Regions from separate parts of the Mus musculus genome. Here regions 2 and 3 are each linked to region 1. A link is a loop called in an ENCODE intact Hi-C map of the cell type or tissue named here. Cell type or tissue: heart. All regions are shown on one strand.

Region 1 (5,000 bases):
AGGCCATGGTGAGCTGGGCTCTGTCTTGCCCCTTCTCTTTTCTACCTCTGTGGTCCTCGGTTTCCTACCCTCTGACTTCTTTTGATTGCCACTTTGTGCCTGGAAGCCAGTGGTCAGTCTCCCTCTCTGCCCTGCCCCCTTTGTCCTGAGCATTTCCCTGAAAGGCACACCTCCCTCTTGTGTGCAGGTGGCATTCTTTAATGCCGCTATAGCCAGAGCAGAGGAAGAACAGGCCCGACTACGTGTGCAGCTGAAAGAGCAGAAGGCACGTTGCCGGAGTTTGTCTCACTTGGCAGCCCCAGTCCAAAGCAAGCTTGAAAAGGAGGCAGTGGTCCCCAGGAATGTGGATGACTCTGCATCTGAGGAGAGCAATCAGGCCCTACATGTAGCCATGGAGAAGCTGCAGGTGAGTTTGTCTGTGGGGGCTGGGAGTGTGGGGGCCAGCCAGGGCTCCTGAGTCCCTGAGACCTCTGTCTTGGCTCCAGAGCCGCTTCCTGGAGGTCATGCAGGAGAAAGTGGAGCTCAAGGAGAGGGTAGAGGAGCTTGAACATTGCTGCATTCAGCTTTCTGGAGAGACAGACACCATTGGTGAGGTGGAGCCCAGCCCAAGGCAGTGGGGGCTGTGCAGGGGGGTAGACTGGGGGAGCCACAGTGTCTGAGCCTTGTCCACCTGCCTGCCGTCTCCACAGGAGAGTACATTGCCCTTTACCAAAATCAGAGGGCGGTGCTGAAGGCTCGGCATTTGGAGAAGGAAGAATACATCAGCCGGCTGGCTCAGGACAAGGAGGAGATGAAGGTAGGCCTACACTTCTGTAGTCCAGGCCCTGCCTAATCTGGGCTGGGCCCTTCAAGTTGAGCTCCTTTTTCTCCAGGTGAAGCTGCTGGAGCTCCAGGAGCTGGTGTTGAGGCTTGTGAACGAGCGCAATGAATGGCAGGGCAAGTTCCTGGCCGTCTCTCAGAACCCTGGTGACGTGCTCACCCCAGTGCCCACAGGCTCCCAGGAATTTGGTGCTGCTGACCAGCAGGATGGTGAGTAGAGCTGTTGTCTCTTGGGAAGGCACAAAGGGGAGGAGTCCCATGGCGTGCAGAGCCATGACCCCCTCCCCCTTTCTCTAAAGACCTCAGGGAGGTGAGCCTGGCTGACGATATAGAGCCTGCACAAGGAGAGGCAGGGGTACCTGCTCCCCATGAGAACCCTACTGCACAGCAGATCATGCAGCTGCTGCGTGAGATCCAGAACCCCCGGGAGCGGCCAGGCCTGGGTAGCAACCCTTGCATCCCCTTTTTCTACCGTGCCGATGAGAACGACGAGGTGAAGATCATGGTTGTATAAAAGACTGGCGGCCAAAGCCTCAGCAAGGGCAGCCAGAGGTTCTGCCCCAACCCACACCCTTCCTCAGCCACCCTTATCTTTATAATAATAATAAGGTCAGACTCCATCCCCTCCAGGGGCTGGGGAAGTAGCTCAGTTGGTAGAGTGCTTGCCTGCTGTGCACACAGCCTTGGGTCCCCAGTACCTCTGAAAAGGCTGATACCTGTAATTTGAGTGCTTGGGAAGTGGAGGTGGAAGAATCAGCCATCCTCATCTACCTAGTGAGTTTGAGGCCACACTGGGCTACATGCGACCCTGTCTGAAAAAACCAAAAGATCAGGCTCCTATCTTAATGGGGGACACAGACTGGTACAGATCTGCCTCTTAGCCAGGGCAGTTTTACTTTGTAAATTCCTGTTACAGAAAGAACGCCAGAGACTCAGTGATGGAGCAGACTGTGCTGGGTGGCCTGGGGGCTTTCTCACCAAGGAGGGCCTCAGGCCTTACTCAGGACTCTGGGGCAGAACAGAGTGGCAGCATTCTCGTGCCCAGGTGCAGTGCAGGCTGGTAAACTGGCCTAGCATTCAGCAGGGCTTCTAAGTTTTCACCGGCTCAGTCCTCCCTATCCTCCTTTTCCTCCCCGCCCCCATTTTATCTTCATTTTCTTTACGGAGTGTCTCCTGTAGCCCGAGCTGAGCCCCTGCCTCACCGCTGTGCCTGGTGGTTGGCAGTGCTAAGCAGGCACTCTACCAAGTGATTTACCCCCAGCACTCCCTGCCTTTTTCCTTTGTGTGGTGATGCTGGGGATGGAACCCAGGGCACAGCAGGTCCCCAGATCAACTCCCATCTTCTCAGAGGCACTTTAGGGCAGTGGGGCTGGGCAGCACTTCATGGGTCCTCAGGCAGTTGGGGCTAACTGCCTCAGGAAGGCATCCCACTTTGGAGGGCTTCCATCTTTTTGAGGCACTTTGGGACAGGGAAAGTGGGTACCATTCTCTCAGGCCTTATGACAATTGGGGTAACTACGCCAAGCAGGACAGAGGCTGCTGGGGCAGGGTGGCCTTCCCCTCCCCCGGTGTACATATTGTACCTGTGTACTATTTTGTATATACCGGGGTAGGGACACCCCTGTATCATAGTGGAGGTTGGAGCTGGCAAATGGGAAGAGCTTCTAATAATCACTTTGGGCTGGGAACCTTATTTATTGGTAGTGTTAGGTCAGAGGGCAGGAGGCGGAGACAAGGTTGTGGCACCTGCTGATGCAGCTCCTCTTTATTTTGCTTTTTACTTGGGAAATAAATGGATTTAGCCATACTGCTGGGCCTAGGGTGTTCGTCATTGGTTCTGGGGTTAGCCTCAGGCTGGCACTGAGCAGGGAATGTGTCCTGCCTGGAGAGAGCAGGCTTCTGGCCTGTATGGAGCCCAAGGTCTGAAGTGCCTGGCAGGGCTGATTGACACCTATCACCTATACACTGCCTATTGAAGCCTAGGGACCCCAGGGGGAGTACCATGGGGCTACAGGGACAGAGCTTCCTTACTGAGTAAGAGAGTCAAGCCTGACATATAGTATACATAGGTGGGACTCGGGGTGCAGCAACTAAGGGCGCTGACTTCCAGGCCAGGCCTCTTACATTCCGACCCTTCCCCTTAGTCTGTCCACACTAGAGACCTGTTTTGTTCTTTAGGCTGTTCACAGCATCCTGGCTGAGCTCATGATACTGCCCCCTAGTGGTGTAAGCAGGATTCGTAGGATGAGGACCTGCTAAACTCACAAGCACCCTAGCAAGGGCCTTTCCTCACCCTCCATTCAGTGCCCAGTTTACACCGTCCTCTCAGCCCCAGAGAATACAAACCAGCAGAGGTACACGCAATTCCCCATGATCCAGAAATGGGTTTTATTCTCAGCCAAGAGACAGCAAGACTGGTGGCTACCAGAGAACTGCACAGCTGCTGCTGCTGCAGCATCCCCTTGCTGCAGGGTTGGGATGGCCAAGGGGATGGCTGTTCACAGGCCAGGAGGACAGGGGGGCTCACTGGAGGTGGTACACTGGAGGGGGGGTTGTCAGGATGACAGCGTTCCCTTGTTGGACCACAAGACTCCACAAGGACAGCATGGTGGTTGATTCTGACACTACAGGCGAGGCTGTGTCAGCCATATATATGTATATATATGTATATATAGGTATATTTATAGATATTTATAGAATGTCGCAGGAGCAATACCACAGAGGGGCACAAGTTTTCACCAACATCACATCTGGATGTGTCAGCTCACCACTACAACAGACTAAGTCACAGATGATGAATAGGACGCTTTGGGGCCGGGGGAGCCACTGTCAAGTCACAGAACAGCTGTCCAGGCAGGCTTGGTAAGGGAGGTCTCCGAGGAGTAGGAGGGATCTGGTTAGAGGTCGAAGGGGGGCCTGGGGCTCTCAGGACGGGACGGACTTGCCTGACCCGATCGGCTGGCAGTTGGAGAGAAAGCCGAGAGAGAACGGAAGAGAGAAAAGGAAGGAGAGCTGGTAAGGCAAGAGCAGCCACCTCCAGCAGAGGCAGGGGCTGAGGCAGGTGTGGATGTGGGCAGGGTTCCCGGAAGAGATGCACAGTTGATGAATGAAAGGGAAGATGGGGTGCTGGGCCGTAACTAGCAGGTAGTCTGAGTAGAGGCTGGTGGCCCTCTCTTGCCACACACACGGCCTCTCACACACCACCCAGGCAATGCACCACAGGGCCTCCCTCATTTTTGCTCACTGTCTCTCATCTCACTGGCTCAGGGCCACCCCAAGCCTCAGGGAGTCCCATGTAACAGCCATGAGGCCAGAAGTGCTTGAACCAGGAGATTGAAGCTAAAGGGGATGGCTGGAGGGAGCGCTGGAGGCCCCTCAGGTGGTCAGAAAGTCAGGAGTCCTCTGAGGGGACCCTGGGGAGGCTGGGAGGCAGGCAGCCGATGCCTGCGGCCACAGACTTATAAGTCTAAGAGGGGAGCCTCCGTTGGTCGGGGGGCTGCAGGTCTCGTAGGTGAGGCTGGGCCCTTCCTGCTGGGGAAAAGCAGAAGGGTGAGCGTCAATGGCTGGGGAAGAGTTGGGACAGGGTAACCGAGATCTGTGGCCAGCCAGGCAGAACTCAAGTTGACTTTCCCAGTCAGTAGACAATGCATTGCCTTCGGCTAAAAGGCACAGGTCACTCTGAAAACAGGTCAAATGTTGGAGCTGATGGGCTGGCTCTATGTCGGGGGCTGACGAGGTGGCTGTTAGCTACAGGTGTGCAATGTCAAGGATGAATGAGATCCTCACCTTGCCTGCGAGCCCTCAGGCGCTGGCAGAAAGGCAAAGGCTCTTAAGTTGTCTAAAGTCACCAGTCAGAGCCTGGCTTTGCCAGCGCGATTCTCATGCTTGCCCTGTGGTGAATTTAGTCGCCATGCTCCTAGGCTGGAAGGAGAAAGCTCTTATCTTGGCAGCATAGTTCAGAGTAGGTATGAAGAGGGGGTCCTAACGCTTCTGGCCCCTTCAGAGGCTGAAGACACCCTCTCCTAGTTCTTAGTCCCTACACTGTCAACAGTGGTCTGGTGTCTCCAGGGAGCACCCACATCTACCGTCTTGGACATGAAACCTGTTCCAAGAGCCCTCAGTTTAAGCAAGAAGGCCTTGAGTAGTGGCGCTGAGTCCCGAGGCTCACTGGAAAGGGAAGT
Region 2 (5,000 bases), 87 kb after region 1:
CTGGGAGGGGAGGCATGGGTGAATCTAACAGGCAGTGAGGCCAGTGTGTCTACCTTTACATAGAGCTGACCTGAGCCAGTGGAGGTGAGTGATCGACAGGGAAGGTGGCTCAAGGGACATGGTAGAGCCATGTTGATAATGGCCCCGGAGACCTCGGCCGGGGCCTGGCTGCTGTGCTTCCTGGAGTCCTTCTCAAGAAACCATTTCAGGGTTGAGGAGTGAAAAGTAAGTTCCTGGAGACAGGGCTTAGGCCGGAGTAACTACCATCCCACATGGCTTTCAAAGCACCGCTCAGGGTAGAACTTTCTATATGGATGTGAGGGACAGAGAACACTTCATTCTGGATCCAGAGTCCCTCAGGCCTTGGGGATGGGGACTACCCTTCTTGAGACCCTCAGTCTTAGTCAGAGGCAGAGTCTGGATCCCACCAGACACCACTGGGTGACCCTGTTCCATGCTACCTCCCCACACTTCTGGGTTCTGAGGAGTCCACTTCCTCCCCACTTCTTATGGGTGTTGGCTCACCTCTTCCTCCAGCCCTAGGTCTGGCGCTGGCCACACTCAGCCTTCTCTCAAGAGCAAACTTTTCTAACACTGTTTCTTACCAATAGCCTTTGCAATTGGGAAAGGCTGAGAGTTTCTCAAATCACCGTATTACAACAGATTACCACATTTTTTGGCTTAGAATCACATCTTCCAAACCCCAGAAGTCGGAAGTCAGAAATGCAGTGTACAGGAGGTCGAGAGATGGCTCAGTGGGTAAAACTCTGGCTTTGTGATTATGAGGACCCACGTTCAGATGCATAGAACCACATAAAAGCCAGCGGTGGTACCATGTACCTCTGTGGCCCCAGTGTTCCTGTGGTGAGATGGGAGGGAAAGAGAGGATAAACCTCAGAAGCCCCCGGGCATGCCAGCCTGGCATAGGCAACAAAGAGGAGACCTTCTCAAACAGGGTGGTAGGTGAGGACTGACTCCAAGGTCATCCCCTGACCTCCACTGATCTAAGTGTGCAAGCCCTCACATCCTCACATATAACCACTCCCCTGGTACCACCTCAAACATACACATTTGTACACAAGCAAAAATAAAATAAGCAATCTGCTCTGTACCCAAGTGTAGTGGTTCACACTTGTGATCCCAGCACTCAGGAGGCTGAGGGAAGAAGATTGTCAGGAGATGGAGGGCCAACCTGGGCTACATAGCAAAGTCTAACACAACAGTAGAATAAGACTGGTAGGATTACATTGTGGATTACAGTGTAAGGCCTTATTCTTGTGCACGCTGGACTCGACCAGCAAGAACGACGCTGCAACAGGATCCTTCTGCACACGTTTATTGGGAGAGCTTGATTGCAGAGGCGAAAAGACCCCAAGCCCAGAACTGGTGCTGCTTATATAGGCCTAGGCGAGGCGTGTCTCACACCCGGATTGGTTATGCACTACGCCTCATTTGCATGTTCCTCATCTGATTGGCTACTCTCTCTCTCTCTCTCTGTACCTCACAGAGCCTCATTATCATACCTCATTTGCATGTCTCACATCTGATTGGTTATACTCTCAAAGCCTCATTATCATGCCTGGGCCAGGCAGTGTCTTTGCAAAAAACTTTACTGCATATGTACACCTTGGTTGTTTGTCCAAACTTATGCGTGGTGGCCAGCAGTAGTCAGTGCCACTCTGCAACGGCACATGTGGCTTCCCACACCTTATCTTTTAAAAAAAAAGAGAGAGAGAGAAAAGGCAAGGTGCTTGCTGTTCCTTACAGCTCTGGAGGGTCAGAGTTCGAGATGGAGACACCAACGGCCAGTTCCTCACAGTTGACACCCCGAAGGACGCCTACATTTCAGAAGACAGACAAGGGCAGACAGTCTGGTTTGTAACAGTGTACCCATTCCATTCTCTCTCTCTCTCTCTCTTTTTTTCTTCTTCTTTTTTTGAGACAGGGTTTCTCTGTTTACCCCTGGCTGTTCTGGAACTCACTCTGTAGACCAAGCTGGCCTCGAACTCAGAAATCCACCTGTCTCTGCCTCCCAAGTGCTGGGATTAAGGGCGTGCACCACCATGCCTGGCACCCATTCCATTCTTTTTTTTTTTTTTTTTTTTTTTTTCGAGACAGGGTTTCTCTATATAGCTCTGGCTGTCCTGGAACTCACTTTGTAGACCAGGCTGGCCTCGAACTCAGAAATCTGCCTGCCTCTGCCTCCCAAGTGCTGGGATTAAAGGCGTGTGCCACCACGCCCGGCACCCATTCCATTCTTGCAAACTGATCTAATCATTTCCTAAATGACTCAATTATTATTATGATCACTCCACTCCTTAGTTTCAGTTTATAGATTTTGAGGGCCACAGATATCCTAATGTGGTTACATTGGGGATAGTTTTCCCTGGCCACGAGGGAAAACCGTCCTTATTTGCTGGGTCCTTGGTTGAAGCACACTAGGATCAGAAGTCATAGGGAGACAGGAGACGTAGGTGAGGAGGGGAGGTGAACTTATCAGAAACCGAGAAGTGTGACAGGCAGTGGGGCCTCTCAGCCCAGGCTGCAGCGCCACCTTTCTGAAGTTTTGTTCAGTTTGGGGGCTTCAACAGCCTCATTTTCCCCAACAGTATAATAAGATTGGTAGGTACTGTTCTCTAGTACAGGTTTCAGGCATTTGTTCCAGGATGCCGTTCTGGCTAGCCCCAGGACTGTTCCGGGACAACTCCTGCCCTACTTAGAAGGCTGTGTTTGAGCTGGAATCCTCCGTGCCTTTTAAGCCCATTTTTCTCTTCCCAGCTAGGTTTTCACAGAAAAATACGTTGGGGCCACCTAGCCTTTTTCGCTCTCCTAGGCCTGCATGCGCAGGTTCCAGATGCGTCTGGGTATTGTGGGCTCTGGCGCTGCCAGGCCCGGGAGAAAGCGAAGGCGGTGGATCGTACCCAGATCAGACTCTGGAACAGCCATTCCCCTACAACTCCATACCCGCTCGCCAAGGAACCCCACCTCTCCCTCTCGATTCCACGCCCACTATAAGGCCCCGCCCTCTTTCGGCTTCGGGGCGGGGTCAAGTCAGGGCTGTCCGCGGAGAAGCCTAGGCAGTGGAGGTCGGGCGCTCCGTTAAGACAAGTAAATTCGCAAAGGCCTGGGGTGTCCTGGGAACCTTCGCTCATTCCCATTCAGGCCTGAGAGGTCTTCGGGCTGCCAAGCCGGCCACTTAGCGTGGGCCATTTCCGCGACACGTGGTTTCCAAGGCCCCCCGCTGGATTTGAGAAAAGTTTATGGTTCGCATCATAGCAGCAGAGTACAGCATTGCGGGAGGGCAGAGAGAGTCTGAGACAATGCAGCCACCCACTGGAGACCGCGTCGGACCTTTTCTGGGGAGTGAATGGGTCGGAAGACCAATGTTCTCCCTGCCATCGTAGATGCACGATGTGGAAACGCCCGACCACGAGTTACAGGTCATCATTGTACCCTCAGAAGACAGCGACGCCAAGCCACTTCCTAAGCCCCTGGGGTGTGCTTCTGCCTCTCAGACAGGCATGCGCTCTCAGATCCCTCAAGGACTCTGGTCCTACTTGGCGTCATCGTTACCCTAGGCAACACGCAGGCCCGGTACTGTCCCTTTAAGGAATCCTAGAGCCGCCCTGGTTGGGCCATTTTGGTTTTGCGCGCTCGCCCGCAGCGCCGGCAGAGCGAACATGGCCCAGGCGGCGCGCCTTTCGTGGGTGCTTGTCTCTAGCCGGTGCGCCCTGACTGAGGGGCTGCTCACACGACCCTGGCAGCCGCTCTCGGCACAGAGCCGGGCTGGCTTCACCAGGGTGGCTGCCGGAAGCCGGGGCGCCGCGGTCCGCAAGGGGAGCCCGCGGTTGCTGGGGGCGGCGGCGCTGGCCCTGGGCGGCGCGCTGGGGCTGTACCACACCGTGCGGTGGCACCAGCGTTCCCAGGACCTCCGCGCGGAGCGCTCGGCTGCGCAGGTAAGACTTGGCTGGCACGGACTGCTGACGGGGAGCCGGGATTAGCCCCGAACTGCTGAGAAGCCGCAGGGTCAGGAGAGGCCTCTTTCGCCCGCTTGTGACCTTGGGCGAGTGTCTTGGCCTTAAGAGTGCGAGGAGGGTGGTGCTATCGCCCACGACTTAGAGCTGTATGTATCGCATGCCATGGTCTGTATTGTGATTTAGGGGCGTGTGTGTGGCACCGGGAGTAATCTTTATGGAACGAGTGACCCTGACTTCAGACTCAGAACTGGAGGCGTGCTCCAGCCCACCGTGGCTCGGCAGCCCTGTAGACCTTTCATGAGTTGCAGTCTTTAGCCCTTCTCCGCCCTGCCTCCCATGCTCCTTTCCTGCACCCAGGAACTGGAACTGGCGCGGAGTCCCTGCGGTTCACTGCTCTCTTCTCTGCCCAACCGATTTCCATCTGAAGACTGAGGGGAGGGGGGCTGCAATTGTAGCAAGCTCACCTGAAGGCTTCCCTGCAGAGGAGCTAAATGCAGCCTCCTCCCTCTTCGTTTGGAGATCTGAGGTAGATCTCACTTCTGGCCAGTGCTGCCTGGCCAGTTGGTCAGCTCTGCCAGTTACTCAGAAAGAGTTGGAGAAGTTAGGGGTAAGGGGTGGGAGTGGAGGAGACCTTAAGGACTATTAAGCTGGAGGAAGACACACCCTAGGACTGTCTTCTGTCCCCTTTGGGACAGGAGAAAGATGAACTCGCTCGAAGGGGCGCAGGGACCCCCCCCCCCCCCCACACACACACAGTGTTAGAGCCTCCTGGCCCTGCGGTATACTTGTTGGGCACTTGCAGGTAGGCTGTCTGTCACTCTCTGAGCCCCTTGCCCACCTTTCCTCACTCTCTTTTCAGGGTCACCTTAGAGGACTTCCTGAAGAAAGGTTTGCCTGAGGCGGGTGTGGAGCAAGAGTTCTGGGACCCCAGGTGTTACAAGCCCCATTGTTTTTCTCTTCCCCCAGCTGCCCCTGTCGAACAGCCTGCAGCTGACCCTGTACCAGTACAAGACATGTCCCTTC
Region 3 (5,000 bases), 47 kb after region 1:
GCTTCTCCTCCCGCTGCCATCCCCCCCCTTCCTTTCCTCGCACCGCAGCCCGCGCCTCCCCCTCTGCCTCTCTGCGCACGGATGGCGGCGGGAGCCGCAGAGGTGTGTGTGTGTGTGTGTGTGTGTGTGTGTGTGTGTGTGTGTGTGTGTGTGTGCGCGCGCGCGCGCGCGCGCCTGTGCGTGTGCGGGGTGGGGGGGTTGTGCCTGGTCTCCGATGCCTATGGGGCTGTGTCCTTTTCTAGGGACTGGGGGAGGGGGCTGTCCCCTGTCACGACCAGGAATTCCCATGGGGTCAGAGCGGGTTCCAAGGAGCCCAGGAAGGGGATATTGCCCTCTGGGTGCTCTCAGCTCCCAGTGAGGCGCTGAGTAATGTGGGCCCCCTCGGTGAGGGTATTGGCGATCAAGGACAGCTCTCTGCCGAGGTCGCTCTACAGACGATGGGGTGAACGAGGGGGCGTGAGTGGGGGGACTCCACTGATATCCGCGGGCTGGCGGGGGCGCTGCGGACCCCAGGACTCAAGCGGGGGGCGGGGGCGCTCGGTCCGCTAGAGCAGCGCCCAGACCGTCGGATCCCGGGGTGGGGACCCGGGGCACCGTGATGCGGGTGTCCGCGCCGCTCCTACCTGCCCACGAAATTCTCCAGCACCGAGCTCTTGCCGGCGCTCTGGCCGCCTACCACGGCGATCTGCGGCAGGTCGAGGTCCGCGTTCTGGCCGATGGCGGAGAAGGCGTCCTGTAACCGGTTAACCAGCGGGATGAGGTCTTCCATGCCGCGGTTGCCCATGGTTGCGGCGGGCCCGGCGGGCTGCGATCCGGCCGCCGCTCCTGCTCTGGCTCTTGGCCCCCGGCTTCGCGGCTGCAGCCGAATATCCCGACTGCGTGCGCCGCGGGTCCCCCGCCCCTCGGGGATCCGAGCGGAGCGCTTCTCCAGGCCGCCGCTAGATGGCGCGCGGGGATTCGCGGACTGGTCACTATGCGCAGACGCAACGCGGGGCGCCATGGGTGTTGTCGTTTTCTTCTTCTGCGGCTTTCGGGAGACTTACCTGTGTTTCTGGGATACGGATGCTGCACCGAAGATAATACTTTTGGTGATGGCTAGGGGTGCTAACTCTAGAAATGGGCTAGTATGTGGTGGTCATGATTACTTCATTTCAGCAGTTATTCCCAGTGGAGAAACTGAGGCCTTAGAGGGAAGATCTGGCACCCACAGGCTGCTGCAGTCAGCTGACCAAAGTCAACCCTAGTCCACTTAGCCTTTCTAGTCTAGGTTCTGACACTAATCAAAAATCTGCAGCATATTCCTTCCTATCCTGGGGCCTCAGTGTTTCTGGTTCTAGGAGGAAGAAAGAAAAACCATTGATTCAACAAATTACCAGGAGCCCATGATAAGCTAGACCCCTTCCTAAGTTTACAGACACAAAACTCGGCAGAACAGCTAGGGACTTTACACTCAGAGATCTTACAGGTGGTGGGATAGACGGGACACAGAAGAGCGTTTGTACTAGAAGAAACAGAGAAAACCAACAGGGCTTGGAAAGTCACATTAGCCAGAAGGGGGCAAAGGTTTTCCAAAGAAATTACCTTTGAAAGGGAACCTAACTGATAAGAAGGGGCCCGACACCCTGATGGAGTGGACAGGAAGTGCAAAGGCCCCAATACCTAGGAAGTGCTGCCGAGGAGAGGCAAAAGTTCTTGTCTTGAACTCTAAGGCTCCAAGAGGATGAGCGCCAGGCCCAGAGTGGCAAATAGTGCTATTCAAACCAGGGGTTCTTGCAGCCATACTTGCCTGTCCTTTTCACACAGACAGATAGTTGGATCTAGGTTCGGCTACTCACTTTTGCATCAAGAAGGACCTAGTTAGGACTCCTGACAAAGAAGCCAAGAAAGAGAGGGTTATCGGGTCACTTCTATGTTCTGAGACTAGGGAAGTGCCCTAGGCATTAGAGACTATCCATTTTTTTCACCCACTGAATGTGTGGTTGCTGAGCAGGCTAGCTCCCGCTAGACCCCAGAGACAAGGCAGTGACAAGCCACCTACAAGTGGCTCAAAGTCAAGTGGAAAAGGGAGGGGTCATATGCCAATAAATATGACTCTTTCCGGGGGTGATGAGTGGAGAGCAGGGCTGGGGCAGGGCTTGTGTTGTTAACTCATACAGGATAATAATGCTGGAACAGAGACTAGAAGTGTGTGGACCATGAGCCCAGTGAGAAGGGATTTCCAGTTAGGGGAGAACCACCCAGACCTTACCTCTGGGTCATTTCTGGGTCATAGCTATCTAATCTGTAGAGTTGGCACAATGACAAAATAGAATGTCTGTGTGAGGCCCAGCCCAGACCTGGTGTGCATTGACCCTCATTAACAACCATGCCAACCACATCAGAAATCCAGGAGCTGAAACACCAGCCCCAATACCCCTCATCCAGAGCCGCTATTCTCAGCCAGCCTAGAGAGGACAGGGATGTGAGCCAAGGTGACCAGCACCATCAAGTTAGGCTGGGCATACAGTTTGAAGATGTCTGTCTGGACCATTGCAACTGAGCTTTTGTTATTCTTCTTTATCCTTCTGAGGGGAAAGTGTGACTCTAGTGCTCCACTGCTACAAATAGTGCAGTTGAGTTTCCCCACATTTGGGGACCTCACAGGGTCAGCACACCTTGGGAAAACCACTTTCTAGATCATGACGTCTCTCCTGCCAGCTAAGTATTATGATTTCACCCCTTAAACACAGTGGTAAAACTTACTGTTAAAACCACACTCTCGGGCTGGTGAGATGGCTCAGTGGTTAAGAGCACTGACTGCTCTTCCAAAGGTCATGAGTTCAAATCCCAGCAACCACATGGTGGCTCACAACCATCCGTAAGGAGATCTGACTCTCTCTTCTGGAGTGTCTGAAGTCAGCTACAGTGTACTTACATATAATTAAAAAAAGAAAGAAAGGGGGCTGGTGAGATGGCTCAGTGGGTAAGAGCACCCGACTGCTCTTCCGAAGGTCCGGAGTTCAAATCCCAGCAACCACATGGTGGCTCACAACCATCCGTAATGAGATCTGGCGCCCTCTTCTGGAGTGTCTGAAGACAGCTACAGTGTACTTACATATAATAAATAAATAAATCTAAAAAAAAAAATAAAAAAAAAAAAAAGAAAGAAAGAAAGAAAGAAAGAAAGAAAGAAAGAAAGAAAGAAAGAAAGAGAGAAAGAAAGAAAGAACACTCTCACTGAGCGTGGTGGTGCACACCTTTAATCCCAGCACTCGGGAGGCAGAGGCAAGTGGATTTCTGAGTTCAAAGCCAGCCTGGTCTTCAAAGTGAGTTCCAGGACAGCCAGAGCTATACAGAGAAACCCTGTCTCCAAAAAAAAAAAAACCACACTCTCCAGAAGTATTTGAAAGCCTCAGGGCTATCTTCCCATCTTTGGGTCAGTGTTAGAGCTGAGAGTTCATTCTGTAGCCTACCTTTTATCTTTACAAAATGAGATTGTGCTAGCTGCCCTGTGATACTTAATCCTGGAGCCACTGGGACATGGTGGGAAGTTGGTCAGAAATCCGGGCCTCACCCAGGACATTGTGTGTCACAACTTGAGTGTAACAGGGACCAAGTTCTCTAGATATTGCTGGGCACACTGAAGTTGGGGTGTGGAAGAGGGTGATGCTGTGGGCAGAGGATATTGCACACAGGTGTCAATTGATAAGCAAACGCACCTGACATACCCTTTGACCCCCTATTCGAGAAATAGTTTTGTCAAGGCTGAAAGAGGGCTTCTACAGAGAGAGTCCAAGTGCAGAGATGCTGAGTGTTCTGAGGGCCAATACATCCTTCAAATGAGAGCTCCCAAAGTGGCTTTGGCCCTCTGCTTTGAACCCTGGGAAGGGTGGATGCTACGCTGAGCTCCAGACGTTTGGCCACCACGGAGCCCAGTTATTAATAGGAGCATAGCCTAAGCCGTTCCTCCCAGCCAGTGACTGCCCTGGGCGCTTCCTCTGGCTCCATCTCAGAACTTAATAGCTTGCTATGACAGGTGAGGAGAATGAGGCACAGAGCGGCTGCCGAGTAATGTGTCCAAGGTCACAAAGCCAAGAAGTGACAGAGTCAAGCTGCCAGTGGAGGCTGGTGTGACTACTGACAGCATCGTCTGTACTGAGAGTCTATGTATTTTCGTGTGTTGGTGTGTGAGTGTGTGCACGTGTGCATGGATGTGTGGGCAGAGGGTGAAAGAGAAAGTCGATGGTGTCCTTGGCTGCCATCTACCTTGGTTTTTGATATGGGGTCCCTCATTGGCCTGGGGCTCCTCTTGTAGGTACAGCAACTGACCACCTGCCCTGGGGTCTTGCTCTTTCTGCTTCCTCTGCACTGAAATTACAAGCATGGGCTCCATCCTGGGCTTTTTAAATATGTCCTGGGGGTTCCAACTCTGGTCTTTATCCTTACAAGGTCAACCCTTTACCAAGTGAGCTATCTTCCTAGCTAAATATATGTGTTTTGAGTGCACATAAAAATCATGTAAACTAACCTCTTGTGATGTGTGCACAGCAGATGCAAACAAAACAAACAAATCCAACCACTCGAGGGCCAGGCAGATGGCTCAGCACCCGAAGGCATTCACCACAAAGCCAGCCTATCTGAGTTTGATCCTTGGTGTCCACATAGTTGAAAGAAGAGCTGACTTCCTCAAGTTGTCCTTTGACCTCCACACAAACTCGTGGACAAAAAAAACCTGACAGAAACACAGCATCGGATTGGGACAGTGGCCTTCAGCTAACAGTTCCTAGAAGAAGCCATTCATTCTTCTCTGGGCCTGGCCCTTTGACTCTGTCACTCATTGCGTTTCTGTCAACATGCAGGGGTCAGTGTCTACTTGGTGCACAAACTCATGCAAGACACAGGTAAGTCCGTGAAGAGATAAATAAGATGCAAAGCTCTTGCTATGGCAGCAGGGACTCACAGGGAGAAACGGACACGCCCAGCAGATCAGGCTCACAGAGCGAGGGCACTGTGGTCGTCTG

The links. Peaks named below come from ENCODE experiments on the same cell type or tissue, not always from the same donor. Only the 100,000 strongest peaks of a DNase experiment are listed, where the experiment ranks them.
Region 2: it touches region 1 in a loop (2.7-fold over the local background); 6 of 42 quality-filtered maps call a loop at or near these places.
Region 3: a loop joins it to region 1, with 2.1 times the contacts of the local background. A loop is called at or near these places in 10 of 42 quality-filtered maps.

Annotation. Positions count from the first base shown.
Region 1 is chr2:32,305,288-32,310,287 of GRCm38, forward strand. Golga2 (golgi autoantigen, golgin subfamily a, 2) reads left to right here. Exons shown (of 26, transcript NM_001080968.2): 21 at 1-8; 22 at 188-406; 23 at 486-588; 24 at 690-796; 25 at 873-1,029; 26 at 1,119-2,626. The coding sequence ends at 1,333. Dnm1 (dynamin 1) reads right to left here. Exons shown (of 23, transcript NM_001301737.1): 23 at 3,184-3,777. Among named protein-coding and RNA genes, the nearest start is that of Gm23363, 10 kb to the right of the region's middle. In heart, a CTCF peak has its summit at 3,035 (motif pointing left); DNase peaks (open chromatin) are centred at 584, 3,034, 3,304 and 4,994.
Region 2 is chr2:32,392,595-32,397,594 of GRCm38, forward strand. Ptges2 (prostaglandin E synthase 2) reads left to right here and starts at 3,296. Exons shown (of 7, transcript NM_133783.2): 1 at 3,296-3,956; 2 at 4,944-5,000. The coding sequence starts at 3,681. In heart, CTCF peaks have their summits at 2,566 and 3,821; DNase peaks (open chromatin) are centred at 3,127 and 3,667; H3K4me3 peaks cover 2,752 bases; H3K27ac peaks cover 2,546 bases.
Region 3 is chr2:32,352,426-32,357,425 of GRCm38, forward strand. It overlaps Dnm1 (dynamin 1), which reads right to left and starts at 904. Exons shown (of 23, transcript NM_001301737.1): 1 at 624-904. The coding sequence starts at 784. It overlaps Gm39787 (a long non-coding RNA gene), which reads left to right and starts at 3,334. Exons shown (of 2, transcript XR_866125.1): 1 at 3,334-4,880. It also overlaps the pseudogene Gm52590. In heart, a CTCF peak has its summit at 3,097 (motif pointing left); DNase peaks (open chromatin) are centred at 16, 426, 926 and 1,670; H3K4me3 peaks cover 1,426 bases; H3K27ac peaks cover 2,036 bases; H3K27me3 peaks cover 367 bases.